Regions from separate parts of the Mus musculus genome. Here all the other regions are linked to region 2. A link is a loop called in an ENCODE intact Hi-C map of the cell type or tissue named here. Cell type or tissue: heart. All regions are shown on one strand. Region 1 overlaps Gm29897 (a long non-coding RNA gene). Region 2 has its middle 84 kb from the start of Pgbd5. Region 3 has its middle 19 kb from the start of Gm30081. Region 4 overlaps Galnt2 (polypeptide N-acetylgalactosaminyltransferase 2).

What was found. Peaks named below come from ENCODE experiments on the same cell type or tissue, not always from the same donor. Only the 100,000 strongest peaks of a DNase experiment are listed, where the experiment ranks them.
Region 1: a loop joins it to region 2, with 6 times the contacts of the local background. A loop is called at or near these places in 41 of 42 quality-filtered maps.
Region 3: a loop joins it to region 2, with 2.4 times the contacts of the local background. A loop is called at or near these places in 3 of 42 quality-filtered maps.
Region 4: it touches region 2 in a loop (2.1-fold over the local background); 8 of 42 quality-filtered maps call a loop at or near these places.

Annotation. Positions count from the first base shown.
Region 1 is chr8:124,050,916-124,053,415 of GRCm38, reverse strand. All of the region lies in intron 1 of Gm29897 (a long non-coding RNA gene), which reads right to left. Among named protein-coding and RNA genes, the nearest start is that of Gm29897, 2.7 kb to the right of the region's middle. In heart, no CTCF peak of the experiment used is centred here; a DNase peak (open chromatin) is centred at 1,125.
Region 2 is chr8:124,348,636-124,351,135 of GRCm38, reverse strand. No RefSeq gene overlaps it. Among named protein-coding and RNA genes, the nearest start is that of Pgbd5, 84 kb to the left of the region's middle. In heart, a CTCF peak has its summit at 1,183 (motif pointing right); a DNase peak (open chromatin) is centred at 1,225; H3K27me3 peaks cover 220 bases.
Region 3 is chr8:124,170,755-124,173,254 of GRCm38, reverse strand. No RefSeq gene overlaps it. Among named protein-coding and RNA genes, the nearest start is that of Gm30081, 19 kb to the right of the region's middle. In heart, no CTCF peak of the experiment used is centred here; DNase peaks (open chromatin) are centred at 924 and 1,344; H3K27me3 peaks cover 542 bases.
Region 4 is chr8:124,285,454-124,287,953 of GRCm38, reverse strand. All of the region lies in intron 1 of Galnt2 (polypeptide N-acetylgalactosaminyltransferase 2), which reads right to left. Among named protein-coding and RNA genes, the nearest start is that of Galnt2, 55 kb to the right of the region's middle. In heart, a CTCF peak has its summit at 1,261 (motif pointing right); no DNase peak of the experiment used is centred here; H3K27ac peaks cover 1,913 bases.

The sequences.
Region 1 (2,500 bases), 300 kb after region 2:
GTACGGGAAGGGAAGGTGAAATATAAAACAGAGGATTAGCATTCAGAAGATGCTCAAGAGAATGGAGGATTACGAAGTGATAAAGCTGCCTCTGGACAGGGGCTTTTTAAAACAAAAGTGGGAGCGGCGAGCTGGGCACTCCTGGTGCAAGCCTGGCATCTCAGCAGCTGAGGAAGGAGGATCAGGAGTTCAAGGTCAGCACTGGCTCCGCAGCAAATCAAAGTCAGCTCTAGCTGCATGAGATTCTGCCTCAAATAAAGAGAGTGAGCTCAGAGGGTACAAGCACACCAGAAATAAATCAGAGTAATCCCTGAGGCCTGCCTCGAAAGCGCCCCTGAGAACGTGAACGGGAAAGGACAGGGTCTGTGAGGAACTGAGGAGAGAAAGCTGCAGAGGACAGGCCCTAGAGATCATTTACTGTGGCGCACGAGGAGTAGCTGAGAGCAGCAAATGACTATGTCCCCTTTGGTGTCCCCCTCTCCATTCTTGACGGCCCCAGCAGTGCCTTCAAAGAAAGAGCAGGGATCCCCATGTGGAGCCTTTCAGCCCCAGATCCCCTCACACCTAACGCCCACCACATGTCCACAACAGGACAAGTGATTTCCACCAGTTCTTGTATGTCAACGACCTGCACTCTGTGGGTCAGCTCCTGCCACACAGGCAGGTTTCCCCTCCCAGCCTTGCTTTTGTCACTCATTATCAATGGCTGTGCTAGAAAGTAAACATTGCCCCAGAACTGAATCCTCACACCTCGCTTTTGCAGGGATAGTGTGTGCTTGTTGAATGGCTTGGGGTTTGAGCTAAAGCATGTCTACAGAGTTACTACCCCAGCATCAGTCCCTCTGCCTCGGTCTCTGTGTTGTGACTCTCTGGCAGACCACCCTAGTTTGAGTCTCTCCACAGGTGTCACTGGTAGATGCTCTTCTGCCCTCTGAATCAGCAAAGCACATCAAAGCACATGCAGGGAAAGGTTTAGGGTCAGCCAAGTGGCTGAGGCACGAATAACCACTTCTAGAATGGAAGCCTGTCTGGGCTGCCCTTCCGGCACAGCACAGTTGAGGAGGCTCAAGACCTCAATCCCCTCAATCTAAGGGCAAGTTCTCTGGCCACAGAGGTCCTTGAGCAGCACCACAGCACCACCATCAGGACACCTGAGGAACTGCTGTGCCTACAACTGATTAACCAGGAGCAGATCATCGCTTGGCTTGTCCTGTGTCATCTGATGAACCTGCAACAGAATACAAATCAGACACTGCTCTATCAGGTTGTGGGGCAGAGCAGGCCAGAGATTATAGCCTCAGTTCCATCGTCAATAACAGGAGGCCTTGAAAGACTGATAATGCTCCCTGCACATCTCCGCATCCCCTGAAGCAACTTAAGTAAAATGAAATCTGTCAGTACATAGCAAGAAGCAAAAGGGTACTTTCCCACTAAAAGCCAGTTCTAGCTGCCCAGTTCTGAAGGCCTAAGCAAGGGAAAAAGAGACAAGCTAGTCACGCAAAGCTGTTTCCTTCTGAATTAGCCAGAGCAAGGAATAAAATCAGGTTTAAGGTATAAAACACACTTTTCCTATCTAAAATATCTAGTTCACATCTGTTCCACCTAGAGTAACTCGAAAAGGTAGTTTTGAAAACTAAATGTGTGATATGGTGAGGTCCGGTATATTGTGGGGCTCCCTGTTAAGCCAGTACTAGGGATACTGTACAGGAGCATCGTGTAAATTCAAGGCCAGTGTACACTTCACAAGGGAGAGCAAGACAATCCTGGACTACATCAGACGTTAACAAAAACAAAATTTTTTATGGGAGAGAAATTTCTTATGGGTTATCCTTAAAATCATTTTCAAAAGTCTACATTCTGACTGAATGAAACGAGGGTATGAGAAGACTTTACGAAATGAATTCTACAGTCAGTGAGAAAGAATAGTCTAAATAAGAAACAAACTATTATGTAAACAAATTTTACAGAATAAACTTAAATAGGTGATGTAAAAAATACACTTTGAGCAATTAAACAAATTAAAAAGAAAATGATATGGCTCCCTTATCAAAGAATCAATAAAAATTAATGTTGTGGGACTGTAGAGATAGCTCAGCAGTTAAAAGTACTAGCTATTCATCCATAAGATCTGGGTTCTGCTCATAGCCCTTACACGGCTGCTTATAGCCATCTGTCACTCCAGTTCTAGAGGCTCCAGTGTCCTCTTCTGGCCTCCTTGGGGACCAGTCATATACAAGGTATACACACATATATACAGGCAAAACACTTCATAAAGTAGAAAAAAGTAAATCTTTTTCAAATATCCTATAACACTATTAAAAACAGAAACAAAAAACTCTTAAATATTGTTGTGAATGTAGCTCCACTGCCTGTCATGTAGAGCCCGTGTTCAAACTCAGGACCATATGAATCAAGTGTGGTGGTGCATGACTGTTAGTATCTCTGAACTCAGGAAGTAGAAGAAAGTCTCAGGTCGTCCTCAACAACACTGCAAGTTCAA
Region 2 (2,500 bases):
CCCCTTGAAGCCTCCCAGTGGGCACTGAATTTCAACACATAGTTAGGCATGGTGGAATATACCTGTCATCCCTGTGTGTGTGTGTGTGTGTGCGCGTGTGCGTGTGCGTGCGTTCATGTGCACGCATGTGTGCATGTGTGAGTACACGGTGAAAGGAACTTTATTGTGAGTCTGAGGACAGCCTGGACTATGCAGGTCAGAAGTAAGATCCTCCAAACAGAAGCTGAGCATGTAGAGGGTTGGGGTCCGGTGGGGGTGGGATTGGGGTGGGGCTGGGGGGCACAAACCACATTCAAGGCACAGCTGGGGCTCATGGGAACACATGGCTGTGGCTGCCTTGAGAGAGAAGGGCACCTGAAGCAAGCAGACTACAACTATCATTAAATCAAACCACGGAGGAACACCAAATCCCAGACCCCGAGGTGTAAGAAGAACACTCATCAGCACAGAGGAGAAAACCAGACCTCTCACTTGCCCAGAGCACTAACAGTAAAAGCCAAGGCTTGGGGCACATGGGCTGTCACTCACTGTCACTGGGTCCGAGGTACTGTGGCAGGTCAGGAGGGAGGTGTTACTTCACAAGCTGAGTGCCTTTGTTCCTGGAGCAAACCTTATGTGACCCTGGCAAATATGGGCCAGCACCTCTGAGCTGCCCCACAGGGATGCTCCTGAGCTCAACGTGTTCGAGACAGTTCTGCGGGGCAAGGGGCTGCTGAGACTGCGCCCGTTAGCTCTCTAGACAGTGAGTAGGTGTTTGACCCAAGAAGCCCACGGTAACCTTGGTGTCTGTACCAGGTGCTAATAGGACAGTGCGGTCTCTGCAATCCGGTCTGATTCTGAGCGGGCTCAGGGAAGCTGGTATGTGGTGGGGAATTCCTTTATGATCCCATGCAGCCAAGCACAATATCTGAAGATCTTGAGAAGGAGTCACTGAGGCCTCTAAGGACATTAGAGTATAGGGTACCTAAGAATCCAAGGCTATTGCCCTGGAATGGGTGGACTGAACTGGGCCTGGGAGAGGGGCAGGTTTAGGTGCTGTGTCTAACCTCAAAAGTGTCAGGGTAACAACACAGCAACAGATCTGACAGCCTGATCTTACCTGGATCCCATGATCTTCTAAACCTAGGTTTTTTTGCCTTTCTTTCCTGGGAAATGTCCCTACCTCTGGGTGAGGCTGTTCCCGGTCTGGCCAGCAGAGGGCAGCAGAACCTCAAATTAGCACAAAACAGACCAAATAGTGTTGTGGACTGGGGAGTGTGGGCAGCTGGAATTATAGAAGACACAGCCCCACGTGAGACCAGCAACAACACGGTCACTGGGACTAACTGGGTGACCTGGCGGGGATGGGAAAGGAAAGGAGCTGCAGAGCCCCACAGTCCTTCACCTGGTCACCGTGTCTAGGTTTGTGAGGCACTGGGACACTTGAGGGGTCCGTGATGCTACAACCGTATTTTCCAGTAGAGGATAAGCTCACAGTGTGCCGAAGGACAACTGAATCTTAGAGACGGGGAGAGGTGGTAGGTTGTCATGCCGCCCTCCCCCCCCACCCCACCCCCGATCTGATGGGAGCCTACAGTGGAGAAGAGTAGCAAGTGTAACCTTGGGACTGGACAAGCTGAGCCACCATCACAGGGACACTGGATGAGGCCAAGGACCTCACCTGGACCTGGGCTGTGCACAGCCCAAATCTCAGCCCTCCAGTTTACAGCGGAGATTGGCAATGACGCAGGCTAGTGGCTCAGCTATGAGAAGGAGGAGGTCAGGTCTAGTCACACCCAAAGCCCACCATTTTCCCTAGCACCTTATTACGTCCCAAGCCAGACAACTTGGCTCTCTTGAAAAACTCTATCTAGCCCCACAGTTCTTCCTGCCATGGAGAAATGGCTTAGCATCCATGACTGACTTACAGGAATTCAGCCGAGCAGGTAAGGGGCTGTGCCTCCTGACTCCTGGACAGCCCCACCTCTACTCCCACCAGGGCACTGAAGGTCCCCGAGAGGCAGATGAGAATAGCTACAGTCTGCAAGGTTGTCCAATTTGCTGAAGAGCATATTCAATGTCTCCAGTGGGAAGTTCATGAGTTCACAGTCCTGTCTTTGCTCCTTGGAGGACCACTAGGTGTAACACAGGGTCACAATGCCCTCCTCACTCACCTCTCCCACAATGCCCCTCTTGCAAGTGAGCACAGGGTTCCCATTTTGGACTGGCCTAAGGGGCGGATCTAGTGTGCAAGGGGTGGGTCTAGTGAGCAAGGAGTAGTTTAGTGTGCAAGGGGTGGTTCTAGTTTACAAGGAGTTGTTTAGTGTGCAAGGAGCAGGTCTAGGGTGCAAGGGGCAGGTCTAGTGTCAAAGGGTGGTTCTAGTGTGTAAGGGGTGGCTCTAATATGCAAGGGGCAGGTCTAGTGTACAAGGGGCAGTATAGAGTACAAGGGGTGTGCCTAGTGTGCAAGGGGTGGGTCTAGTTTACAAAGAGTGGTTTAGTGTGCATGGGGCAGGTCTAG
Region 3 (2,500 bases), 180 kb after region 2:
GAGAGGTCACCCAGATAGGGAGTGGACCTGGGAACACTGGAAAGTAAATGTCATCAGGTTGCACTATGTGAAACTCCCAAGTAATCAATAAATATATTATTCGGGCAAAAACACTGAGCCATTTCTCTAGCCTGACGTTCCTATTTTTCATGCCCGACATATTTCCCAATCAAAGTGTCAGAAAATTAAACCCACAAGCAAAGCTTTCTTCCAAGCCAGCCCCCAGAGCAGCATTTAGACTCAGATTCCTGGAGGTGACTTGTGGTGAGTGCTGCTCAACTCTGGATGTATGGGCTGAATAATCACATTAGCCCAACAGTAACAGTCTCAGAGGGAGGAGCCTGTGACTGCAAATGTAGACTTGGACTTAACTCTGTGGCACACCCTCAACAGCTCTCCTCTTCTGGGTGATTCCCTGTGATGAAGAGTATTTTAGTGTTCTTCGGGTACCTTTGCTGGTGGAAGAGAAGTTATTTAAAGTTTCCCTAAATCACCTCACTGACTAGAGCTGGTGTGGCCCGATGGTGGGCACTGGTGACATGTGCTTGCCCCACCTTGTTCCAACCTCTTAGGGCAACAAAGGGGCTTGGTAAAGAGAGGACCACCAAGAAGTGAGGCTCTGTTTTTCTCTTGATGTCACATGGATGTGAGGACATCTTCAGAATGTGATCCACACTAAGGATTCTGGTCCCTTTAGAAGTTTTTTGGCTTCAGGGCCATTCCCAAGGCACTATCTAGAAAGACACTTAGGCACCTGAACAAAATGCAAGTGCGTTAACTGTGTGCAGTGCCATTTCCAGCATGGCTGGAACCAGCTTGTGCTGCTCTGGCAAAGTGGCTGAGAACACTGTGCAACCTGGCTGGCTGGGTTTTCTCGAGTTGGAGGAAAATACACTGAGCAGCATTGCGGCTCTAAAGAGTGTTCCGTGCCAACAGAAACAGTCTCTGAGCTGCTGTCCCACAGCCATCTGCACACACAGATGTGCTAGCAGTACCCAGAACACATGCACAGAGCACATATACACCGTGTGCACACAGCACATCACCTAAATGGTAGGAAACACAGAGGCCAGGAGGGACGGTGCCTAAGAAAGATGCTTCCAAGAAAGTAATTTTCTGAATGCAGCTGCCTGGCTATGGAATATCCAAATGCTATGGGCCTTTAAGAAGAAGCTGGAATTGTGCCCAGGACCAGCGCCTTGGAGATCCTGCAGAGATCCCATGGGTGAGGATTTGGCTCTGTAAGCCCAGCATTACACGACCGCTGACCAGAATCTTTTAAAGGCAGCCTTGCTATGCATGGTAAGTTCCTCTGCAGGTTTGGAGTTCCCACTGCCTCGGGCCTCTGAACTCCCAGACATCACCTTCAGCCCTGTCTCTTTGTGCAACGGTTCAGACAGGCTCTGCCCTCTGCTTGCCGGCAGTTCCTTGGTGATCCATCCTCTGCGCTTCTCCTCTCAACTCTTCTTTATTCTCTGTGGTCACAGCGCTCAAAGCCACACAGCTGGGACTACTCCACTGAAAAGAGAACGGCTTTGCAGAAAGGCCCCGGAGTGGGAGCTGTGGTTTTTGAAGCAGATACATTTCTGAATGCAGTATCTCCAATGCTCCTGAACAAGCACTTGGGAACACTCTGTCATCCCGAGCCCCTTGGTTTCTCAGTTGTGGGTTGCCTGGTATTGCTTTGGGTAAGGGAGTCTGTCTCTAACATCCTGAGATGGACAACCAGGGAAAAGGATTTCCACCATCCCAAGAAGAGTTGCTTCCCACATGCTTTCCCAGGGGCACTGGCTCTGTAGCAGCCTGAAGAGAAACTCCAGGACCTAGTGACACGTGCTTGTAACCCTCGCTACATGGGAGGAGGAGGATTCCAAATTCAAAGCCTGTAAATTCAAAAGGCTTAAGGGGACCTTAACGAAAATAAATAAGAAGTTAGGAAGGAAGGAAGGAAGGAAGGAAGGAAGGAAGGAAGGAAGGAAGGAAGGAAGGAAGGGAGAGAGGAAGAAAAGAAAGAAAGAAAGAAAGAAAGAAAGAAAGAAAGAAAGAAAGAAAGAAAGAAAGAAAGAAAGAAAGAGGGAAGGGAAGGGAAGGGAAGGGGAAGGGGAAGGGGAAGGGGTAGGGGAAGGGGAAGGTAAAGGGAAGGGAAGGGAAGGGAAGGAAAGGGAAGGGAAGGGAAGGGAAGGAAAGGAAAGGAAAGGAAAGGAAAGGAAAGGAAAGGAAAGGAAAGGAAAGGAAAGGAAAGGAAAGGAAAGGAAGTAGAGTTACCTCCAGCTGCTCCTGCTTAGGGGAGAGCCTCAGTTTCCACTCTGGGACAGTCCCATGATGAGGTGATCTGCTTGAGAGGCCTGCCGGTACCTAGAATCTTAAAAATAGCTACCCTATCTTGGTGACTTTAGCCTTGAATGGGTGGGGGGTGGGGCACCGGCTTTAGAAAAAGAGCAAAGCTGAACAGCTCCTGCCCCAGAGTTTAAGGCAGGAGGGCATCAGAATGAAGGCAGTG
Region 4 (2,500 bases), 63 kb after region 2:
ACCCATCAGGATGGTAGTGGTGGTCCTGGGACACACCGGGCACCTGGTGGGTGACCACTGGCTTCCAGAGACATCCACTCAGCCTCCCCCATGTCAAGGAAGGTTATGCCCTTTCCAGAGGCAGGCATGAGGATCCTACCAAGAGCCAGGCAAGCTGGCTATGCCCCCTCCAGTGCGTTGCTGTTCTGGAGGAGAGGGAGGCTGCCTGCTTGTAGGTAGGTAGGTGACCTCACTGTTTCTCTTCAGAATGACTGATACGTTTGGCCACACTCCACATGTGATCATAAGCTCATCACATCACATAACAGTCTACCTAGTGGGAACCACATAGACACTGGATACAGTGGCATCCTGAAATCACAGTACCCCATACCCTGGATGTGGCCCTCAGGGACCAATCAAGAAGCAGAGTGGCTTCCTCCTCCCCCCATTAGGAAAGTCTGGTGGATCTCAATCTAACCAGATTACATCCTGAAGGGCTTCTTCAGACGGCAGGAAGAAGGCGAAGCAAGAGCTAAAGAGAGACCTGAAGTAAGCAGGGAAATTCTCATCGGCCTTGGGCTCACTGAACTCCGGATTCCTGCCTTTTCCTGATGCTTCTAGTGAGCTCCAGGAAGCACTGAGCATTTCGGCCTCAGAAATGAGAAGCCAAGGTCACCAGAGAAGAGCAACTCTCGGGTGACAGCTCAGGGCAACAGCCCCCGTGTGGGGCCTTAGTGCCCTGCTCAGGTCAAGTGAGGTCAGAGGATGCCCTGTTTCATCCACTCAGCCCCCACACACAGAGGAGCCCCTGGCCAGCCCACAGGCCTGCCTGCCCTGTGGCTCACAGATAACCAAAGAAAACAGCATGGTCTCCTAAGCCTGAAGCCCAAGGCTGGCCCTCCCCATCCTTCAGTTCACACCTGTGTGACAATCTACCTTGCCCACGGGCTGAGGGCCTTTATCTGCCTTTACCTGTAGGCAGCTGCAAACAAAGGGCTTCCTAGAAAAACAGCAGGTGGGGCTGCTGGTGCTGGTTCCCAGCCTGACATGAGTATGACCTGGACGCAGGCCTCACCCTATAACCACTGGGAGCTGCCCAATATGGGCAAGGAAGCAGATACTCCCAAGGCTGCTGCTGCATACACACACACACACACACACACACACACACACACTACCCAAAAGGGGTTAGGTCTCCGTACATTTCAAGTCCATAGCCAGCTGCCTCCAGTGTCAGTCACTGTCACACAGCTGCAGGCTGCTCCAGGCAACCAGCAGATGGTGTCCTCTCATCCAGCACAGGGCTTCCATACAAAGGGAGTCCTTGTTCTAATGAACCTTTGTCTACACTCTGGCATAGCTTTCTCAGTGTGTGTACATGTGTGTGCATGTGTGTGCATGTGTGCCTGCGTGTGTGTGTGTGTGTGTGTGTGTAAGCCAGAGGCCAACCTCATGGTCTTCCCACCTTGTTCTCAGAGACAGGGTCTCTTGGTGACTTAGAGCTTGTGCAGCGGCCCACAGACCACAGCAATGAGAAGGAGTACAAGCATGTGCCAGTACACCCAGCCTGTTCATACCGGTTCTGGGAGCCCAGCTTCTCATGCCTGCATAGCAGGTACTTTACCAACCAAGCCATCTCCTCAGGCCCCATGATGGACTAGAATGTTCTGCGAGGCCCGTAGCCCATCCCTCGGGTGCTGTTTCTTCGGAACCTGATCTGGGGTTATAAATCCGCTTTCATAGAAAACTGCGGGCCTCACAGAGCCATGCTCTGCCCATAACTGGGAGAGTTCTAACAGTCCCACAGAGGAGACTCTGTGCAGCTAAACAACATACATATAACATTTTGGGCAAGGGAGACCTATCCACAAACCCCCAAGTACCAGTCTTTTTTAAGCACGTGGATAATTGAGACTTTATCTATCTTAACCTCTGAACTAAGTCATCCTGAAAAAGCTGCCTATTGGATTATATTCTGACTTTCAGTTTTTGCACAGGTCACCTGTAGTGGCCCCTGGAGTGAGAGACCATGACCTCAGAGGCCTGTTTCCTACGGGTTGCAGCAGAAACCAAGGCCCCCGACTCAGAGAAGGAATCTGATGGCACCAGAGGTGGGCAAAACCCAACTTCCCAGCAGAACCTCAGCAAAAGCCCAGTGATGTCTACACTACAGAGAGAAGCATGCTCCCTCCCCAGGGCCTGCACTCAAAGCGACAGAACTTCAGCCTGCCCAGAGGGTCTTTGTGCTAGAAACAAAACCCCAGACAACAGTCTAACCAGCAAAGGCTGCAGGTCCTCACACTGAGAAGGTATAGTCTACATTCATGTCTTGAAGTTAATTTATAACCTAGAAGATATCGCTTGAATCTGAGGATGCCCTGAAAGGACCCCAGTCTGGGAAGGTGTTTATGTTTCATAGCTCTGGGCATGGGAGGCCTACGGGCCACAGGGCTGGCTCCCCTGGGGCTGAGAGGACTGCCCGGGCTCCTCCCCTTAAGCCTGCAGGTGGCCTATTCCC